Regions from separate parts of the Homo sapiens genome. Here all the other regions are linked to region 2. Evidence: chromatin contacts called from ENCODE Hi-C or POLR2A ChIA-PET data. All regions are on one chromosome and are shown on one strand. The core of a region is the stretch at or near the end of the contact, and the rest is flanking DNA. Distances in the headings are between cores, read along the strand shown.

Region 1 (2,700 bases), core at 160-2,659, 1.2 Mb after region 2:
GAGGCAGTGTATGCTAGTGCTGCTTCAAATTGGCTCATGATTGCTGATTGTGTGCATTTCTTCCCAACTCAGGTCCAATAACTTCATACCGGTAGTCTGAAATTGGATATGGGGAGAGTATTTGCACCAAGGAATTTGGCAAACAATACCAGTCAGGGTTATTGATTGATTGACTGACTAATTTCAAGAGAGCTGGCTTACCAGTTCACCACTGGTGTGGGTAATCTATGTCTCCCAAAGAAAGAAATATGCACTTTATTCCTAATTAATATTTACTCATTTTATCCTAGCTGACCCTAAATCAGGTCAGCTGAACTGTTACCTCAGGAGCATGTAAGATTGCAGACAACATAAAGACCTGCATTTGTTGATAAATACATGAGTGCCTTCTAGGTGCTGTGGATATAGTACTGACTAAAGTCAGACACAGTACTTGCCCTCATGGTGCTTACAGCTTGCTGGAGGAGACAAATGTTAATAAAAGAATGCCATAAATACTGTAAAATTCAGCCATGGTTAAGAGCCGTGAAAGACAGAGATGTCATATTACCAGAGTGTGTAAAAGGAGGATCTGACTCAGGGAAGTAAGGGAAGGCTTTTGTAAGAAAGTGATGTTTGCCTGAGATTTAAAGGAACAGCAGGATTAAAATAGACAAAGCTAGCAGGTGCTTAGTACCTGACACACAGTAGGTGCTCATTAAAGATAAATGGTGGGTAAATTATGTTCCGCTCATGCACTGGAATCTCTGTTGAACTTTGATAGCAATTTCCTGGGAAACATGGGTTTCTTTCTATTAAAACACACCACTCCGGGATGACAGCTACGATCTCTTACAAACTGGTTTTCAGGGACCGTTAACACCTGCTCACTGGAAGAACTCCAGTTCTGTGTGAGATCATGTGATAGGAGACCCGTGGCCTTTAGCTACACATCAACCACACAAGTAGCTGTGGTTTGCAGAGTTAAAAAAAAAAGTTATTTTCCTTTTGAAGCCCAGAAACTGCCAGCCTCTGGAGTTGTTGTGACGCTGCCTTCATGTCTGGATGTTTGTTCCCTTGTGTACAGTGACTCATGTTCCATCTTGTCCCTTTGCCATATGGTTTACAGAGGTAATATTCCCTCAAGGAAACAAAAACACAACAACACAATCATCTCTAAGATAGTGGAACTTAGGTTTTGAATGCAATTGTACGTAGAATATGAGAACATTTTGCTTAGAGAAATCAAACATATCTGTAATATACAGTAAAGGTGCTTCTTTGGGGGTGGTGAGAGTGCAGGCGGATGTGGAAAGGAAGGCAGGACACAAGTGTGATTTGGTGAGAGCTGTTGGTGGATATGCCAACTGGGACCTATGGTGGGAGAACCTCGCTGCCTCAAGCACAAATGCACAAAGCTCACACTAGGGGGCTCAGGGTTCTAGGATTTATGGGTTGGGAAGGGGAAGGGGAAGGGTGTCTTCCACCATCTGGCACTCTGTGGTCCAGCTGTGTTAATCCAACCATTACTGTCCTCATGTTTAGCCCACAGCATCAACAGCTCTTTCTTTTTCATTGAATTTCATAAAGGGATATGAAAGTTTTTAATGTCAAAGTTTTGATTCCTATAACCATGTCATCCCCATAGAAGCCAAAGTCTTTCCACATAGTCATCATAAATACCCTGGCCTGGTACTTTACCTCTGTCCACATAATGAGCAGAAAGGGGTCCTCCTAATGTATATTGAATGTATAATATGTACCAAGTATTACAGTTCACCCATCATCCTGTAATCCTTCAGCAAAGCGATGAAGGAGGTGTCATCTCTATTTTATAAATAAAGAAACTGAATTGTAGTGATATTAAGTAGCTCCACTTACCCAGTAAGTGGAGAGCTTGGGGATTTGTGTCTACGTATATCTGCTTTCTTTCTACTATGCTGAAGTGTGTTTTTGTCTCTCTGGGTTTTTTGTTTGTTTGTGTTTTATTGTTTTTCTTTTCCTTTTTTTTCTTTCTTTTTTCTTTTTTTTTCTTTTTTTTTTTGCCATGGTCTAGTCATGGTGGATAAGAATTTGGAAAAAAAATTGTTTAGCTGCTTTTTTGAAACCTCGGACTAATTTTCCCTAGTTTCAACAATGAAGCAAACTCAGTAATAGTGAGTGATGGAGTTCAGAATAAACTTTCTTATCTTCTTCCAAATGTGACTGAAATTAAGTAAAAAGAGGTGCCATTGTTTTTAACACATCACTTAAATGTAAAGGATTCTGAGGGTCTGGAATGTTTAAGTGAAAGTTACCCGTGCTGAATTTCTACTGATGGAATCTTTTAAACAGAGCTGCTAAAAATGACTTATGGTGATTATCGTTGAGACTTCAAAATCCCGAGTGTATAACCACAACAGTAGTCACAGACACAAGGTGTGTAATATAGAAACACAAAGTTCAGAGGCTTTACCAAATTCATAATAAATTTAGAACCCAGTCAATCTAGAGGAAATTAGTATATAAACAAAAATAGAAAACACGTAAGAGAACAACGTTGTATGAAAGCAAAGTGAAAGCTGTTGAATTTGTCTTTCTATGGTATGCTTAAATACACAGAAACACTTTAATGCATCTGCCCAGATTAGTTGATCTTGATCTGTTCATCCCTAAAGTCAATCTGTGGCAGCACATCAGTCTCTCTGTCAGCAGCCATGGGTAACTTTGGCAAGAGGTGTG
Region 2 (2,700 bases), core at 130-2,629:
TGGAAGAGTAGTGGTTCCGTTCTCATTCTGGAGGGATGTTTTCATTCTGGCCCTGTCTGTTTGCTGTTTGATAAGAGAGTGGGAAAGGGAGGGGGTTATAAAGTCGTGATTTATTCACAAGGGCAAAGGGAAGGACAAGGAACTTGAGAAAATTACTCCATCTAGGGTTTCTGATCCATCATCATCCTTGTTCTGCGCTCACTCAGCCGTATCCAGCTCTACTGGGCATATCACTATTATTGCTATCAATTGTTTTGCTAGTTGCTTAGTCCCAAATCATTATCATCTTTTCTGTCATTCCACATTTAGGTATTTTATTCAACAAATAGACTGAATGCCTATTATATACCAGACACTCTTCTAAAGCACTGGGGAAAGATAGAGCATGGATCAAAACAACTTCCTGTTCTCCTGGAGTCTACAATTTTGTTTGGTGGTAGTGGAAGCGTAACTAAATATATATGATAAGTGCTATAGAGAAAAGCAAATTAGGGTTAGAATGGAACGAGATGCCCCGCTGGCCTGTAAGCTCCAGGAGGACGAGGACCTGCCCTCTCATTAAGGTATTTTCCGTGCTTAGAATGGTGTCTGCTACGTAGTAGATATCTATTATTGGTTGAATGAATAAGTGATGTTGACCATAGATAAATTAGTTCAAAACTTAGATTTTCAAATTATGTCAGTAGCAGGCACACATCTTAAATTGTTATATCACTCCAGTGCACGTCTTGCTGAAATTCAGAAGAGGAAGCTATTTCGTATGAAGCCAATAACCTCAAATCAGAAATGAAAACTGGGATATCACCTGTCATATCACTTGCCATCCTCGGCTAAGCCAGGAGAGTGTCCGGCCCAATATTCGGTAGCCTGGATACGTAGGTGTATTTAGTGAACGAAAGAATGAATCCTAGCCACTGCAAAGCTGCAAAACCCTCGGGGGTAGTGCTTGGCTTCTGCCAGTTCCACAAGTATTTTAATATTAGCTGAACAAATGAAATGACCAAAAAATAAATCGCGATTTTGTGTCAGATGAACTTGGGAAGGCGGATGCGCTTAGGGTCCGGCTGTAGCGAGTAAGACACTCCCTGCGAAGAGTTCTGTGGGGTACGAACTCCGGACTGCGAGTCCAGCTCACGAGTTTGTACCTAAAACCTTGCCCTGCGGGAGCGACGCTGTCCTAACGCGACCTGCCCTGCCCGTCAGCTCCTATTGGCTGACTCTCGGAAGACCCGCCTCTTGAGAAGGAAAAGCAGTCGCTTCCCGAATTGCCTGACATCATGCAATGACCAATCAGAAGCAGCGATCTTCAGTTTTGCCCAATGAGGCTGGTTACGGGTCCTGGCCCGCGGAGTTTGATTTCGTCCTGGGATGCGGAAGTAGCAGTCCTGTCATGCGGAAGTAGCAGTCCGGTCCTAGGGACTAGCAGGTGGGTTGGTTGGGCGCAGGAGGACGGGGGCGCGCTTCCCATAACATTACCCTGGCTGAGCGTGAGGCTCCAGGGCTGGGCACCGGGTTGACCTCTTATTCCTCGCTGAGGGCATCGTTACCGCCTGTGGCTGCAAGCCGAGGCGCGCGGGTGGAAACTGGGTCGAGGTCTGGGTAGACGTCTGAGCGATCTGCACAAGGAGTGGCGCAGTCTGGAATTTGATTGAGGATTCCTAACGCCCTCCGCTTGATGTTCTGGTGATTCCCGGGGGCTCGGCTTCGGAGGAAGGTGAGCAAGGCTACCACGCTGTGTTTGGAGAGCACCAGGAAGCTTGTGACCAAAGCGAGGGACGCGATCCGGCTCTGGTCACGGCCTGTTACTAGATGGGTGACCAAGTCACGTCCCGTATCTGGAATTCATGCTTCTCATTTTAAAAGAGTGAGGAGGGATGGGCATTCCACATGGCTGGGGAGGCCTCACAATCATTGCTGAAGGCAAATGAGTAGCAAAGTCACATTTTACATGGTGGCAGGCAAGAGGGCTTGTGCAGGGGAACTCCTGTTGATAAAACCATCACATCTCATGAGACTTATTCACTACCACGAGCATAGTATGGGGGAAGCTGCCCCCATGATTCAGTTATCTTCACCTGGCCCCACCCTTGACACGTGAGGATATGTGTGTGAGAAGAGCTACTGTTTATTTTTTTAAAAACTGAGTCGTCCCTTGCCTGCTTTCAAGGGTTGGCTAAACTCACCCATCTGCTAAGAGTCTCAGCCCAAAGCTTTCAGGAAAGAGCGAGCTTCGCTGTGGCATGTAACTTGAAGCCTTGCCTACTAAGTAGATGTCCAGTTTGTTGATTGGTCTCTATTAACTAGGCTCAAACATCCTACGAGGTTTTAATGTAATCTAACCAATTAATTGAAATTTCCTTTACAACCCTCTCTTTCCCCCAGACTTCCCCTTCCTTTCTTTTTCTCTGACTTAAAAGAATGCTGGCTAGGAGAAATTAGTTGACTGTGTCGTGTATCAAGAGGACTTTTCCAGGTTATGTAGTACAATTTGGCATTTATTTGTCAAGAGTAACATTTTCTAAAATTTTCCCCAAAGGCACCAAGAAACTGATAATGTTCCTTTGAATTGGCTTCTGTATTTGCTTCATCAATGTCTCTCATACTGAATATCTTAAGAGAGATGCTGGAATATTTTGGCGTTCCTGTAGAACAGGTAAATGTCGTTTTGGATTGGAATGGATCTGTTGTATTTGTTCTTGG
Region 3 (2,700 bases), core at 120-2,619, 1.1 Mb after region 2:
TATATATACATAAAATGAACATTCTGAACCTATATGAAAATTAATTGAAGGAAGGAAGGATGGGAAGTAGAAGTAGCAATATTTGCAGTGTTTGTGTACTAAAAGTTGGTCTAATTTCCTGACCAGTGTGTACATTAAAATATTGCCAGTATTCTATGTGGCATGTGATTATCTGCCATGATTTTCTTTCCTTAAAAGTTTTTAGGCTGGGCGCGGTGACTCATTCCTGTAATCTCAGCACTCTGGGAGGCTGAGGTGGGCAGATTACTTGAGGTCAGGAGTTCAAGACCAACCTGGCCAACATGGTGAAACCCCGTCTCTGCTAAAAATACAAAAATTAGCCAGGCATGATGGCGCACACCTGTAATTCCAGCTACTCGGGAGGCTGAGGCAGGAGAATAGCTTGAACCTGGGAGGTGGAGTTTGCAGTGAGCCGAGATCACGCCGCTGCACTCCAGCCTGGGCAACAGAGCGAGACTCCATCTAAATAAATAAATAAACAAATAAATAAATAAACGTTTTTAATTAAGTTCTCACTCTACTTCAGTGCTCCTGATAGAAAACACTCATACAAATTAAAAATTCAATGTATATTTTAGGTCTGTGAGTAGACTTTAGGAGACAAAATTTTATGTAAAATACAATGAATATATTCAAGTTTTCGTTTTTTAAAGGCGAGAGTTTCCATAGCAGTCATTAGATTCATGAAGTTACTGTTGGACCCAAAAAGTGAGGAGTCACTCGTGTCTTATTATGTGCCATTTTGTAGAATCAACCTAATTCTGCCTTACAGAATGAAGCTGAAAGAAGTTCAACTAATTTAAATCTAGTTCTAAACAACTATTTCATCCATAAATGTGAATTTGATGGAACCATAGTCAAGTATGTTATTTGCTACATACAAAGATTGGAGACAAATCTAAGTATTGTATTTTATAATTATTAAAAATTAAATCGTGTAGTTTTCTGCTAAAAGTCAGAAACTTCTAGTTCAAAGAATTTGCTTTTAAAATGTAGTTGTTGATTTCCAAAAAAAGATGAAACCTTGTGTAAGATTTTGGTATAAGAACGTTAATCTTTTCCTCTCCCCAGAAATACACATTAAACTAAAGAGAATCAGAATTCTAGTCATAAGCTTTTATTTTTTGCACTTGAAGAACTGAAAGCTTTCTCTGTTTGTTATTTTCTGAAGGAGGGGGTTTCCTGTGTGTCTTTCTGAAGTTCTGGGGATCCCCTCATCTTTTCAGTCCTAGGCACCTTTTTCTTCATATTGAGCATCCTTTGAACCAATAAGAGTGTCTGTGGCCACGGTATGCCATCCCCTGGCAGAGCGATCTGCGTTTTTTCTTGACTGAATCAGGGTGCTGCCTCCTGGTATAAGGCTTGAGGTATCTCCAAGTGCTGACTGCAGGGCCAGCCTCAGAAGGAGACAGAAACTGACTGATTTGAAGGCATGAAAGACTGGATTCTCAGCTGCACTTATCATATTCATGATGTCTAAATTTCTTTCTTTCTTTTTTTTTTTTTTTTTTTTTTTTTGAGACAGCATCTCATTTTGTCACCCAAGCTGGAGTACAGTGGTGTAATCATGACTGTCTGCAGCCTCGACCTCCTGGGCTCAAGTAATCTTCCCACCTCAGCCTCCTGAGTATCTGGGATTACCAGCGTGAGCCGCCATGCCCAGCCTGAAATTCTATTTTAAAAAATGTACTACTTTGAAGTTTTTCTACTCCTTTTCTTACTATTATTAATCTAATATTTTGGCTAGGGGCATTCGGACATCTATTTACATATAAACGATGAGAAAAGAGGTTGGTTCGTGGGTGCATGAGAACCTAGGAGGGAACAGTTGGGGCGGGTTCAGCATGGGAAGCAGGGAAGTTCTCCCAGCATGAGCTTTGGCTGAGCCTCTTCCAGGAGGAAGAGCCCAGGGCTTGATGCTGCCGCTCCTGCTGCAATGCCAAGAATGGCCACTAGGGAACTGGGCCCACTTGTCAACTTGCCTTCTACCCAAGTTGGTAATAAAAAAAGCCTAAAACCTGCGTCCGTTTTTCAAATCATTGTGGAGTAAAAGATACATATTTCTTTTATGCTGAGATCTGGAACTTTAAAAAATCACAAGTGGTGTTTTAAATGTATTATTAATGCAGAACACTTTATTATAGTTCAATAAAGAATTCTATGTCTCCATTACACAGACTAATGACACCTCCAGACATAGTTATAGTAATTTTCCCAGCTGATACAGTTTAATTAATGATATAAGGACATAATTACATGTTTCAGTGATCTTTCACATATTTACAGGAACTGCTGTAACTAGCTTAATTAGAGTAATTACGTAAATAGCTGATAATGCACAACAAATTACAGGAAAAAATCTTCTATAGTTTGGTGTGTTCAATTTCTAAGCAAGCTTATAGAAGGAAAACATTTACATCTTGGGATAAAATGTAAGACTATGTGGCCTCTAAATTTTGTTGTTCCTAACCCAGCAGAACATAACTGTTGGAGGTTTAACAGTTAACTTGTCTTCCTTTTGTAGTTCTGTTGCAGACCTCATGTCAGTTGTTGGTTGTGTTCTATGAAATTGCTCATTCTGCTTTGCCACTGGCTGAAGTTTCATGATGAGTTTTTTTGTCATGTTGGGTAGTTATTATATTGCACTCACTGAGAACTGGAAAGGGCGCTTAGGGAAAA

The links. A loop is a pair of places that touch in the nucleus more often than their neighbours do. ChIA-PET counts read pairs that join two places held with the same protein, here RNA polymerase II (POLR2A). Pooled maps may share reads with other maps.
Region 1: a loop to region 2 is called in a pooled map, with 2.3 times the contacts of the local background. The contact joins the enhancer-like site here to the promoter of MTFR2 in region 2. A Hi-C loop is called at or near these places in 1 of 50 pooled maps. POLR2A ChIA-PET finds 5 or more read pairs at or near these places in 2 of 52 experiments (T-cell and activated T-cell).
Region 3: a pooled map shows a loop between it and region 2 (2.9-fold over the local background). The contact joins the enhancer-like site here to the promoter of MTFR2 in region 2. A Hi-C loop is called at or near these places in 1 of 50 pooled maps. POLR2A ChIA-PET finds 5 or more read pairs at or near these places in 3 of 52 experiments (GM10248, GM12878 and activated T-cell).

What each region holds. Positions count from the first base shown.
Region 1 is chr6:135,086,265-135,088,964 of GRCh38, reverse strand. No RefSeq gene overlaps it. Among named protein-coding and RNA genes, the nearest start is that of HBS1L, 33 kb to the right of the region's middle. RefSeq lists an enhancer at 183-232 and silencers at 2,585-2,644, 2,655-2,700. Within about 2 kb of position 1,409, at least 7 of the 41 ENCODE cell types and tissues checked have a DNase peak (open chromatin) inside an H3K27ac peak, as active enhancers do.
Region 2 is chr6:136,248,990-136,251,689 of GRCh38, reverse strand. It overlaps MTFR2 (mitochondrial fission regulator 2), which reads left to right and starts at 1,379. Exons shown (of 8, transcript NM_001099286.3): 1 at 1,379-1,714; 2 at 2,537-2,653. The coding sequence starts at 2,591. RefSeq lists enhancers at 910-1,059, 1,710-1,929.
Region 3 is chr6:135,162,125-135,164,824 of GRCh38, reverse strand. No RefSeq gene overlaps it. Among named protein-coding and RNA genes, the nearest start is that of MYB, 18 kb to the left of the region's middle. RefSeq lists an enhancer at 1,390-1,459. Within about 2 kb of position 1,369, at least 3 of the 41 ENCODE cell types and tissues checked have a DNase peak (open chromatin) inside an H3K27ac peak, as active enhancers do; they include GM12878, where a contact is called at or near this core.